Linked DNA regions of Homo sapiens: region 2 is linked to region 1. A link is a loop called in an ENCODE intact Hi-C map of the cell type or tissue named here. Cell type or tissue: Caco-2. All regions are shown on one strand. Each heading gives the region's core, and the rest is flanking DNA. Links, peaks and the distances in the headings are about the cores only.

What was found. A loop is a pair of places that touch in the nucleus more often than their neighbours do. Peaks named below come from ENCODE experiments on the same cell type or tissue, not always from the same donor. Only the 100,000 strongest peaks of a DNase experiment are listed, where the experiment ranks them.
Region 2: a loop joins it to region 1, with 2.4 times the contacts of the local background. A loop is called at or near these places in 2 of 110 quality-filtered maps.

Annotation. Positions count from the first base shown.
Region 1 is chr11:106,458,582-106,464,963 of GRCh38, forward strand. No RefSeq gene overlaps it. Among named protein-coding and RNA genes, the nearest start is that of LINC02719, 330 kb to the left of the region's middle. RefSeq lists an enhancer at 2,955-4,154. In Caco-2, for the core only: no CTCF peak of the experiment used is centred there; DNase peaks (open chromatin) are centred at 3,470 and 3,910.
Region 2 is chr11:106,700,158-106,704,513 of GRCh38, forward strand. All of the region lies in intron 7 of GUCY1A2 (guanylate cyclase 1 soluble subunit alpha 2), which reads right to left. Among named protein-coding and RNA genes, the nearest start is that of GUCY1A2, 320 kb to the right of the region's middle. In Caco-2, for the core only: no CTCF peak of the experiment used is centred there; no DNase peak of the experiment used is centred there.

The DNA of each region.
Region 1 (6,382 bases), core at 2,121-4,620:
GTGGACCCGGGAGGCGGAGCTTGCAGTGAGCCGAGATCGCGCCACTGCACTCCAGCCTGGGCAACAAAGCAAGACTCCATTTCAAAAAAAAAAAAAAGTAGGCGCCTAATAAGCATTTCTGAATAAAAAGTTAAGGCACAAATTAAAAGGCATCCACAGAACAAAAATACTGGATCACTGCACAAACAATAGCACAGACATTTCTTTATTAGTGATTTGCAGTTGCCTGTGTGTATCAGCAGGAAAAGGTCATCTTAAATCCATAAAGAAATGAAGATTCTCATAAAGTCTACTTTCCCAATATATGTAGATCTGAGAACTTGATCTACAGTGATTTAAATGTTAATATTGTGGTATTGCTTTTAAGTCAGAAATTTAATCAAAATATCAACATATGTGTGTAAAAATATGTATATTTACTTTCAACACCTTAACAGCAGGGATAATATTTGGCTTCACATTTTTCTCTTATATTGTCCAACAAGAAACCTCATTATTTTTTATCAGGGAGCTGGCAGCTAGTCATCAATTTCAACTAATCAAGATGCTTCAAGTAGTCTGGAACGTTTTTGCATTATTAAGTGCTTTAGCAGCACTTGGGACTTTTACTCTGCTATCCTCAGAATGATTTAGCATTATTATTTTTGAATAGATTCCCACGTGTTCACCTCTTTCAACTGAAAGTCCCTTGGTAGGGAAAAGAGCCACACAAACCACTTCCTTCTGACCCCATCAAGCAGCCAGATCCAGAATCACAGTAGCATCTAAAATAAGTCCACTTATGTCCATCCACAAAGAACAAATTGTTGTGGCCTAAAGGATTTTCATTGAGTAAATACTAAAACACTACATAGAATCCACTTTCCCATGACATCACATTTCCATCCCCTCTAGTTAATTAATGTCTGTTGATAGGTTGTGTTTTATACATTCGGATAGAACATATACACCATTGAAGGTTTTTTCCAGAAGCTTGCCTTTGAAGTACTTGATCCATGTACATCGTATCTCTAGCAAGATGGACTGTACAATGATATTCTGGTCATTGTAAATTTAGCTTAAAATCTTAATTCATTTAAAGCAGATCTTCCAGGAAGGACAATTTCTTTCTTATTGTCTGAGCGGGATAATTCTGATTCTCTCAACCTAGTTAAGGATAGTTATTTGTCCAAAGCAGCATGTTAAGGCAAGTATTAAGTGAGAATAAGGGAATTTTTAATGAATGGAAGATAAAAACTTATCCAAGCTGAGTGACTGTGAAATGGAGAGAACTTTAGAGTCCTAAGTGAAAACAGGTTATTATACATTAGAGGATTGTAAGAGGCTCACTCTGTTGAATGTCATGGTGATATTGAAACAGAAATCAAATATTAAAAAATACACAAAAATAGGCTTGCTCTATTTAAGAAAACTATAAAATCATAGATCATGGTATTTACTAGTTTCATATGACATGCCTCAGAAGACATTACTCCAAATTATAGCTCCTTGGCATACTGAGCAGTTTAAGCTGAAGGAAATTGAGAAAAACCACAGAAGCATGAAGGTCACTCTCTGATATGCTTCTGCCCTTCTCCCCTGAAGGAGATGATAAGACCCTCATTACCACCTTTATCTCTGAAGACACAGGGATATAGACAAGAATCTGTAAACACAAGCGTGGCTAAGTCGCCCTCCCCAAGTTTATTACCATTAGTTAAAACTCCTGTCCTCCAATCATACTTCTGCATGACTGTCCATGAAAATACATAGATCTTCTCATAAAACAGGCCTGGCACGGTGGCTCACACCTGTAATCCCAGCAGTTTGGGAAGCTGAGGCAGGTGGATCACCTGGGGTCAGGAGTTAGAGACCAGCCTGATCAACATGGTGAAACTCCATCCCTACTAAAAATACAAAAATTAGCTGTGTATAGTGGAACGTGCCTGTAATCCCAGCTACTCGGGAGTCTGAGGCAGGAGAATCACTTGAACCTGGGTGTCAGCAGTTGCAGTGAGCTGAGATTGCGCCATTGCACTCCAGCCTTGGTGACAGAGCGAGACTCCGTCTCAGGAAAAAAACCAAACTTTTGTTAAATGCATTTGTATACTTTTGTTAATGTGTCTTTTGTTACCGGAGCCTCAGCTTGCAATCTTGCAATGGGTGAAGAAAAAATAACATTTTTTCTCCCCTATACTAGAATGCATGGCTTCATCAAGGCAGACACTTTTATTTGTTGGAAGCACCACTGTATCCTTGCCCAGAGCCTTCCTCTAGGACTGGTGGCTCGCTGTAAAGATAGAGAAAGTAAGGTAGAGGAGATCAGGTCAGCAAAACTGGTCTACGATGGCTGTGTTGCTGATGAGGTAAATTTGTCTCCTGTATCTTATTCCTGTAGGTTGTTACAATCAAATTCCTTCTGTGGGGGCCAAGGGGAAAGGTTCACTAAAAAACCAACTTGCAAAAGGCAGGTTAATAGGAGAAAAGGCACAAATATTTATTTGGCGTGTATACACGGGAGCCTTCAGAATGAAGATAGATACTGGGGAAAATTGTTCATTTTTCTGGTTGTATTCAACAAAATATGGATAGCTGTGTAGAAATATGATTGGACAAAAAGAGTATGATCTAATGTTAATAGACTGAGTGAGGAACCGGGCAAGTCCTCTTTCCAGATTCTTCTTGGTGTCTCTGAGCATGCATTCCTTCCTTCTGGGTGTCAGCATGACCCTGTCTGGAATGGGGGCATTATGACCTACAATCAAACAAGATAGGTCAGATAATTTCTTTATGGCCAGTTTTTACAGAGAATATTTTTAGGTTTTATTTCTGGCTTTTGAGAAAAGGGTTCTGGTTTTTATGACCCACTTTCAGGAAGAATGATTCTCGTTTCTATGGCTAGCCTCTGGGGAGAATGGGCCCGAGAGACGAGAGGACAGGAAAAGGTCAGAGAAGAACTTTTGCTTGTGAGACTGCTGCTGAGGCTTTCATTTTGGGGAATTGTTTTCTGATCCCTAACTCTTCACTGCACGTGATTGTAAATATTCCTTATCAGACCAGTACATGAACCAGAGATTTCTATGTTGGGATTGAGAGGGTAAGGTACTTTGAAAGAAAAAGCACAAACTTGGAGAAAGAAATCTGTTTCTAAATTTGCCCTCAGCCCTTTTCTGGAAATCACCAAAAATGAATCTCTAGATGAATGGTGTCCAATAGAATTTTTCTGACCATGAAAATGTTCTATAATATGTACTGCTCTGTAGCTGCATATTAGACTTAAACTGACGGATCACTTGAAATATAACTAATGTAACTGAGAAACTGAATTTTCAATTTTAGTTACGGTTAATTAATTTGAACTTAAATAGCCACATGTGGCTAGTGGCTACTGTGTAGGACAGCACAGATCTCCATCTATGTTACCTGAAGTGGTGTGTTTATTGCTGGGGTGGAGGACAGGGGGTCAGGACAGTAGAGTACTTTCTGCTAATTGGTGCCGGGGTCAAAGAGGGCTGGTGCTGGGTCACAACACAGTACATAGCTTTTTGGAATGGATATTCTTTCAAATAAGGAAGTTGTGTTTTCTTTTACAAGAAGAAAGCAAAATCAATCTTTCCCTTATCACATAGTGGCAGGTCATTATACAGAACCCAAAGGAGGCTATAACAAATCGAGGGTTCCCAGAAGTGCATTTAGTAAGAGAAAACAATGAAGGTTTGTGATGTTTCAGATGAAAAGGGAGTGTTTGGCTTTCTTTGTCAAAAATAGCACTTAGATTTGGAACCATACCTTTGACCTTCAGATCTGATAAGGAAGATAAGAGGAATTTATTGCTAAACCTCAGATCTGTCAAGTCAGGGTCAGATGAAACATTGCATTCCTCTCTGATAAAGAAAAAAGCATTTGCAGAAAAAAGGGCCAGCTCCATTAGACCACACATGGAGATGGAGATGGGAAGAATTTCAAGCAGCATGCTGAGAGGAAGATAGGAGACCAAGTAGGGGGAAAATGAGCAATAGTTGGTTTACGTTTGTGCAAAGGAAATAAGAAATAAAATTAAGATTTTTGTATTTTTGTTTAGAACATGTCCCCAGAAAATATGGTTTCTCATCAATCACGCTGTTTGGAGTGAACAGAAGTACCCCTTCTGAAGGGAAATTTGGCAGTAATTACTCAAGAACCATTCAAATATGTAAATTTTGACTGAGCAATTCAATTTTTAGAAGGATATCATAGGAAATAATCTTAACTATGCAATGATACAGCTAAAGTCAGCTGAAGCAGCAGTTATTGCAACATTAATTATGGACAAAAATAATAATTGAATGTCTATCAGCAGAAGGTTGTCTGGTTAAATTATATTACTTCTGTACAAAGGAACATTATGCAATCAGAAAACATGTTGGGAGAGGCCTTTAAACATGTAACAATTTAATATTATATGCATACATACTGTTTTTCTTCATCAGTATTTTAAAAATATTCTTCATTACATTTCAAATTTTCTTAAATAATCTTTTCAAGTATATTAGTTTTATAATTAAAAGTTATTTTTTTCAAAATGTTAATGATATTTTTGTTTTTTTTGCCATCCAGGTTTTTCTATTCTATGAACTCCTTGTCTTGGGCTGTCAAAAAGATCTATTTGAATCTGTAAACAAGTAGAGATTACAGTGTGCAAAAAGTAATCCTTTTTGGCACCTCTAGTAAGCTCTGCTTCTTGCAGATCTCGGAGGATCTTAAGCCATATAAGCCATCACTAAAAACCATAGTTAGTGTGTAAGCTGCTTTATCCACTTATGATTTTCTTTTGGCTCAGGAGATTTACATTCTGCCTATTCATCACATTTACTAAGTAGAGAGCTATTTCACAGCTACCATCCTACAATTACTCCCTGCTGATTGTTTCCTAATTCTCCTTGGAGAGGTCTGAGTCTCTAATTGGATGGCTAGAGGAAATTATCCTCAGAGGTCATGTCACTATTCTGGTCAGTGAAAATTTGCAATGGATTTTCCAGAAAGTATAAAGTCTGGGCAGTAGAGGCCCACTGCCTCTGTCTGTGCAATGCTATTTCTGAATACAAGGAATTTTGGCTTCTCAATTCTTTCGAACAGTACTAAAGTAACACTAAAAAGGGTGAGAAAGAGAGATAACAGTACTGGAAGAGGAAAAAGAAGAAGAAGAGGAAAAGAAAAGAAAAACAGTAAGAAAAAAACCCAACCTGTATTTCACATATAATGGTCATGGGAGACATTAGAAGTCTAGAGTCATCCTTATTTGTTTTGATTGCTCACGTTGAAAACCACAGCCAATTTTCCAATCTGCCACCTTCACTCTAACTGGGTTAAAGTAGTATGCATTAGGAAGCTTTTGCAGAAATGAAATTATTTTGCCAGGAATGATCGCAGAAAGAATGTTCTCATAACGAAAGGCCATGTTAGGTCTTTCTCATTTCTTTTGGGGAAGCCAAATCTCATGAAACAACAACACATATATTCCCAGGAGTGACAGGACATGCCTTTCCTATCAGTGTCATGTGGGACAGAATGTACACAAGTCGTGGGAATATCCAGAAAGCTGAGTCTACTGCAGGAATGCTGATAGCTTAGCTAGACTTCAACTCATACCAATATTACTGTGTAATTTGCAGACTGTAGATATTTTCTTAAGCAGATTTTATCAGACTAAAGGTACCACTTGACACCCACACTCAGGTTTTATAATACAGGCTCTCAGGTAACTTATACCTCTGCACGGCGCATATACCATATATATAAAATCACTTGCTCAATATCTGTCTTTCTCTTTATCATTATAAGCCTCCTGCTTTCAGGAACTATGCATTTTTTGTTCACTCTTGTATTCCTTGGGCCTGGTGCTGTGCCTAGGACAGAGTTGACACTCACATAAACTCTGCATATTGAATGAATGAAGGAGGAGTGTTTGAGGGAACCTGACAAAAGAAGACCTCACTAAAATGGCATAAAGGGCAGTGCTGATAAAATGTCATGTCCATCACAAAGTACTACAGGTCTATTTGCTGTCACTCTCCATTAACCTGAAAATAATACTAGTTACCATTTATTGAGTAGCTACTATATATTCCAAGGTCTTTGCATACATTAGGCCATTTAATTCTGAGAATGCTACAAGGTAGCAATTATTATTTCATTTTGTAGATTAAAAAACTGATGTGCAAAAAATTTACTTAAGATCACAGCTGCAGAGCACATAGTAGGCTCTTAACAATGACTTGTCAAAAAAGGAATGCAAGGGAAGAGGAATTTAACTAGTCATTTTAACCTAAAGCCTATTTTTTTTTTTACTCATTGTATCCCACACCTTCCCAGATAGGAAATTTAGGTGAATCATATTTGTAGAATGCATACACCTATGTAATAC
Region 2 (4,356 bases), core at 983-3,482, 240 kb after region 1:
TTAGCAATTAGACCTTTAAGAGTAAGCTAATAGGTAAGTTTTTACTATTTTTACTGTAAAAATAACTGCAACATTATATTCTGATTTTTAAAGACTTCACTGCAATGGCCTTAAATATGCTGGTAAATATATGGAATGACTGAAGTGGAATATTCTAAAATCCCCCTACCCCCAAAAAAGACAGACTTATTTTTAAAAAATTGGGAAGGCATCAGATTCCTGATCCACAGAATTACATTTTCTGGGGAAAATGCTTTTTGATATATAGCAGAGAGACAAAGAAAGAGATAGTAAAAAGAAGTATTGAAATGAGTAGAATATCTCATTCAATTGTGCTAGATATGACTTTTATTGGCACATTTAAAAGGGTAATATTAATGTTGCTGTTTGTAATTGGAAAAATAGAAATGTAATTCTTGAGGCACCGCTCCAGTTTATCCTTTTGGGAAAACTACTAAGTCATTTGTCTTTACTGATTATATTTCTTTTGTAAAATATGTTTACTGTTTTGGTGCTTCCATAGAGAAAAGGATAAGATGATTAATAAAGTTATTTAAAAGACTGAAGGATAGTAGCATGCCAGCCCGAATACTTTTTATTTTTAAATATCAAATCACTAGTGCAGATGAGCATGTTGATTTTTTTTTTTAAGAAAAGGCTACAGAAAAACTACTAGATAAGAATTTCTTGAAGTTTCTTTGGATCTTTCCCCACATTAAGCGTCCATAGGAAGAAGAGTAAATATTTATAACATAGTATCTCATCCTTGTATAATAATTATATTGACAAAGGAACAGAAGCAGAGTTTCTAGCTAGTGTTTTTGACTAGTATTACTGATTATTAAACTATATCGAAGGTATAGTTTAATGAAATAAAAACTATACCCAAGGAATGTCATCATTCTTCAATTATTCCATTCGTCTTTCTCTGAATTTACCAGAAAGATATGCATTCCTCCAAATTGTTTATAAAGTAAATTCCTAAAAGCAAGCCTATATTCCCAGTAAATTATTATATGCATTAGAGACATGCTTATACAAAATGTTTTTTAGCCTCACAGAGGCAACAGACAATTTTTTTTTTCACTTGGAAGCTTCCACTTGCCACAAGTTTGTCCCATATACTCATGTTCATTTCAGAGCTAGAGACAGAGATACTAATATAGTTAGAAATACAGACACTCCAAATAAACACGTTAGAAATAATATCCTTCCTTTTTATTATCCTGAGTATAAAAACAACTCCAGAATAGCAAAAGTTCAACCTGAGGGCATTATATCTACAAAGAGAAAACGAATCTCCCTTGCTGTAATTCCACTTTGCTCCCCACTGCTCTCTTCACCATTTTCTTGCAGAAGAAATCCTCTCATCGAGGCTAGTAATATTCAGAAATTAATGGGTCTTTAAAAAAATAAAATTTGTGCTCATAAAAGTAGAGAGTAGAATTGTGGGTATTAAAGGCTAGGAAGGGTAAGGGGGAGGAGACAATGTAGAGAAGTTAACAGATACAAAATTTCAGCTAGATAGGAGGAATAAATTCTGGTGTTCTGTAGCACTTGGGGTGAATAGGGTTAATGATAATTTATTGTGTATTTTCAGAAAGCTAGAAGAGCAGAGTTTGAATGTTCCTCACACAAAGAAATGATAAATGTTTGAGGTGATAGTTATGCTAATTATCCTAATTTAATCATTATGCATTGTAAACACTTATCAAAATATTACTCTGTATCCTATAAACATGTACTATAATGTGTCAGCTAAAAAATTTAAAAAGTAATTATTGTTTTTTTCCATGTTATTTCAAGTAGTTATCAACCCATGGGACAGCTTGGCCACAGATAAGATCTCAGGCTTTAGAGTAGGGCAGCTACGGGTTTGAATTATGACTCCCGCACTTATTTAGCTCAATGTTCTTAGTGACTTATTTAACCTAAGTTTCAGTTTTTCTCATCTGAAAAACAAAGATAATCACAATTCAGAACTCACACTCTTGCTGTAAGGATTAAATGACAATATAAATAAATTGTCAGTAATTCAATAAATGTTTGCTGTGACTATGATGAGATATTGGAGCTAAAAGATGCATGAGAGCTCATCTAGGACATCAAATAGCTTAACCAATATTAGATGCAGTTCTCTTAATTCCTAGGGTAGGAATTATGCACTGTATCAAACTCTTGCACAAAAATGTGGTCTGTGCAATTTTAAACTTGGTGCTAGAGGTCTAAAGAGAAATTAAATATTATAACTTCTTGAGTTTTGTAAGAGATGATATGTGGGTATCTGTGTCTGAGGGCAGGTTATGCAGTGAGAGGACTGCAGTCATCTTTATAAAAACTGCTTATTTCTCAGGATAGCTTCTTAGTCTTCTCAAGCCAAGGGCTCTACTGCTTCTTAAATATAGAAATATCATTCAGTCCTACACTAGATTCCTGTCTTCAGGAATCTATATCTTAAGTCCCAGTAAAAATCCTTTACAGGCCAGAGGTCTCATTTGTGAAAGTTCTTTTTCCTCCCTAGATTTTGCTTACATAATTTATATGGTTTTTTTTTTTCAAATCCTCAAAGACAAGTATGCAGAAGTAAGATTGGGGCTATATTTCCAGGCAGGTTTTAGCATTTAAATTTTCCCTTCTTGTAGGAAGAATAACCCCCACCTCCCAAGATGTCCACATCCCAATCCCTGAAAAATGTGAATATGTTAGGTCTCATGGTATGACGTTTAATATTGAGTGTCAACTTGATTGAATTGAAGGATGCAAAGTATTGTTCTTGGGTGTATCTTTGAGAGTGTTGCCAAAGGAGATTAACATTTGAGTCAGTGGACTGGGAAGGGCGGACCCACCCTCAAGCTGGGTGGACACAATCTAATCTATTCCAGCACAGCCATAATAAAACCAGGCAGAAGAACATGGAAAGATTAGACTGGTTTAGTCTTCTGGCCTACGTATTTCTCTCATGCTGAATGCTTCCTGCCCTTGAACATTGGACTCCAAGTCCTTCAGCTTTGGGACTTGGACTGTCTCCTTGCTGCTCAGCTTGCAGACGCCCTATTGTGGGACTTTACCTTGTGATCCTGTGAGTCAATACTCCTTAATAAACTCCCCTTTATACATACATCTATCCTATTAGTTCTGTCCCTCTAGAGAACCTTGACTAATACACATGGCAATGATGAATTAAGGGTGCAGATGGAATTAAGATTGCTAATCAGATGACATTAAAATAGAGAAATTACCATGGATTATCCAGTGGGCCTGACATAATCACAAAAGAGTCCTTAAAAGTAGAAGAGGGAGGAAGAGTCAGTAAAAGATATGTGATGATAGAAGTAGAATTAGAAAGATGAACTATTATTGGCTTTGATGATGGAAGAAGAAGGTTCTGAACAGAGGAATGAGAGTGGCCTCAAAGCTGGAAAAGGCAAGAAAGCATGTTATCACCTAGAACTTTCAGCAAAGAATGAAGGCCTCATGACGCCCACGCTGATTTTAGCTAGGTGAGACCTGTGTCAGACTTGTGCCCTATAGAACTATAAAATAATGTTTGTGTTGTTGAAGCCAACAGTAAGTAATTAATCTAATTAGTAAGCAATCACATATATATGATTACTTACTAATTAGATTAATTATATACTATATATACGATTACATACATATATATGATTACTTATTAAGTAATGATTACTTAGTAATCATATGTATATAGATATACATATATGATTCCCACATTTAAGCAGAGGTACATAATTCAATTAATCATGTGATTAATTGAATTAATTATGTACCTTAGCTTAAATTTGGGAATTTCCCATGTACACAGCCAATTTTTAATCATATGACTATGATTTAGACAGTCATCAGTAAGGGACTTTTGTTAATAAAAACACATAGGAATAAACTGATTACTATCTCAGCTCTTAGTCACAGCTCAAAATGCACCTTTGACCAAATTACCAAACCCATTCTTTCTCTCAAATTTCCAGATGAGGTCTGTAATCCTACTAGCACACATCATTCATCATGGCTAAATTTATAAATTATGAGATTCAAGTGAAGGAATAAGATGGTTTCTTCCTCCATGGAAAGAACAGGATGAAGCAGTAAATGAATGTCTAATATGTTCCAAGTATAAGGAGCTTTAAAAATATCACATTAAATGCCAACAATAATCTTCATAAACATGTACCCATTTTAGAGATGAGATAACTTGGTCCAAAGAAATTAAGTCACTAAAGTTCATGTAGACAGGAAAATTTAGAGCCTGGATTCTACCTTAGGCATTTTGATTCTGAGCTCATGCACTTCACCACTGCCTAATCTGCTCGACTGTACATGCTCTCATACAATGAGCTG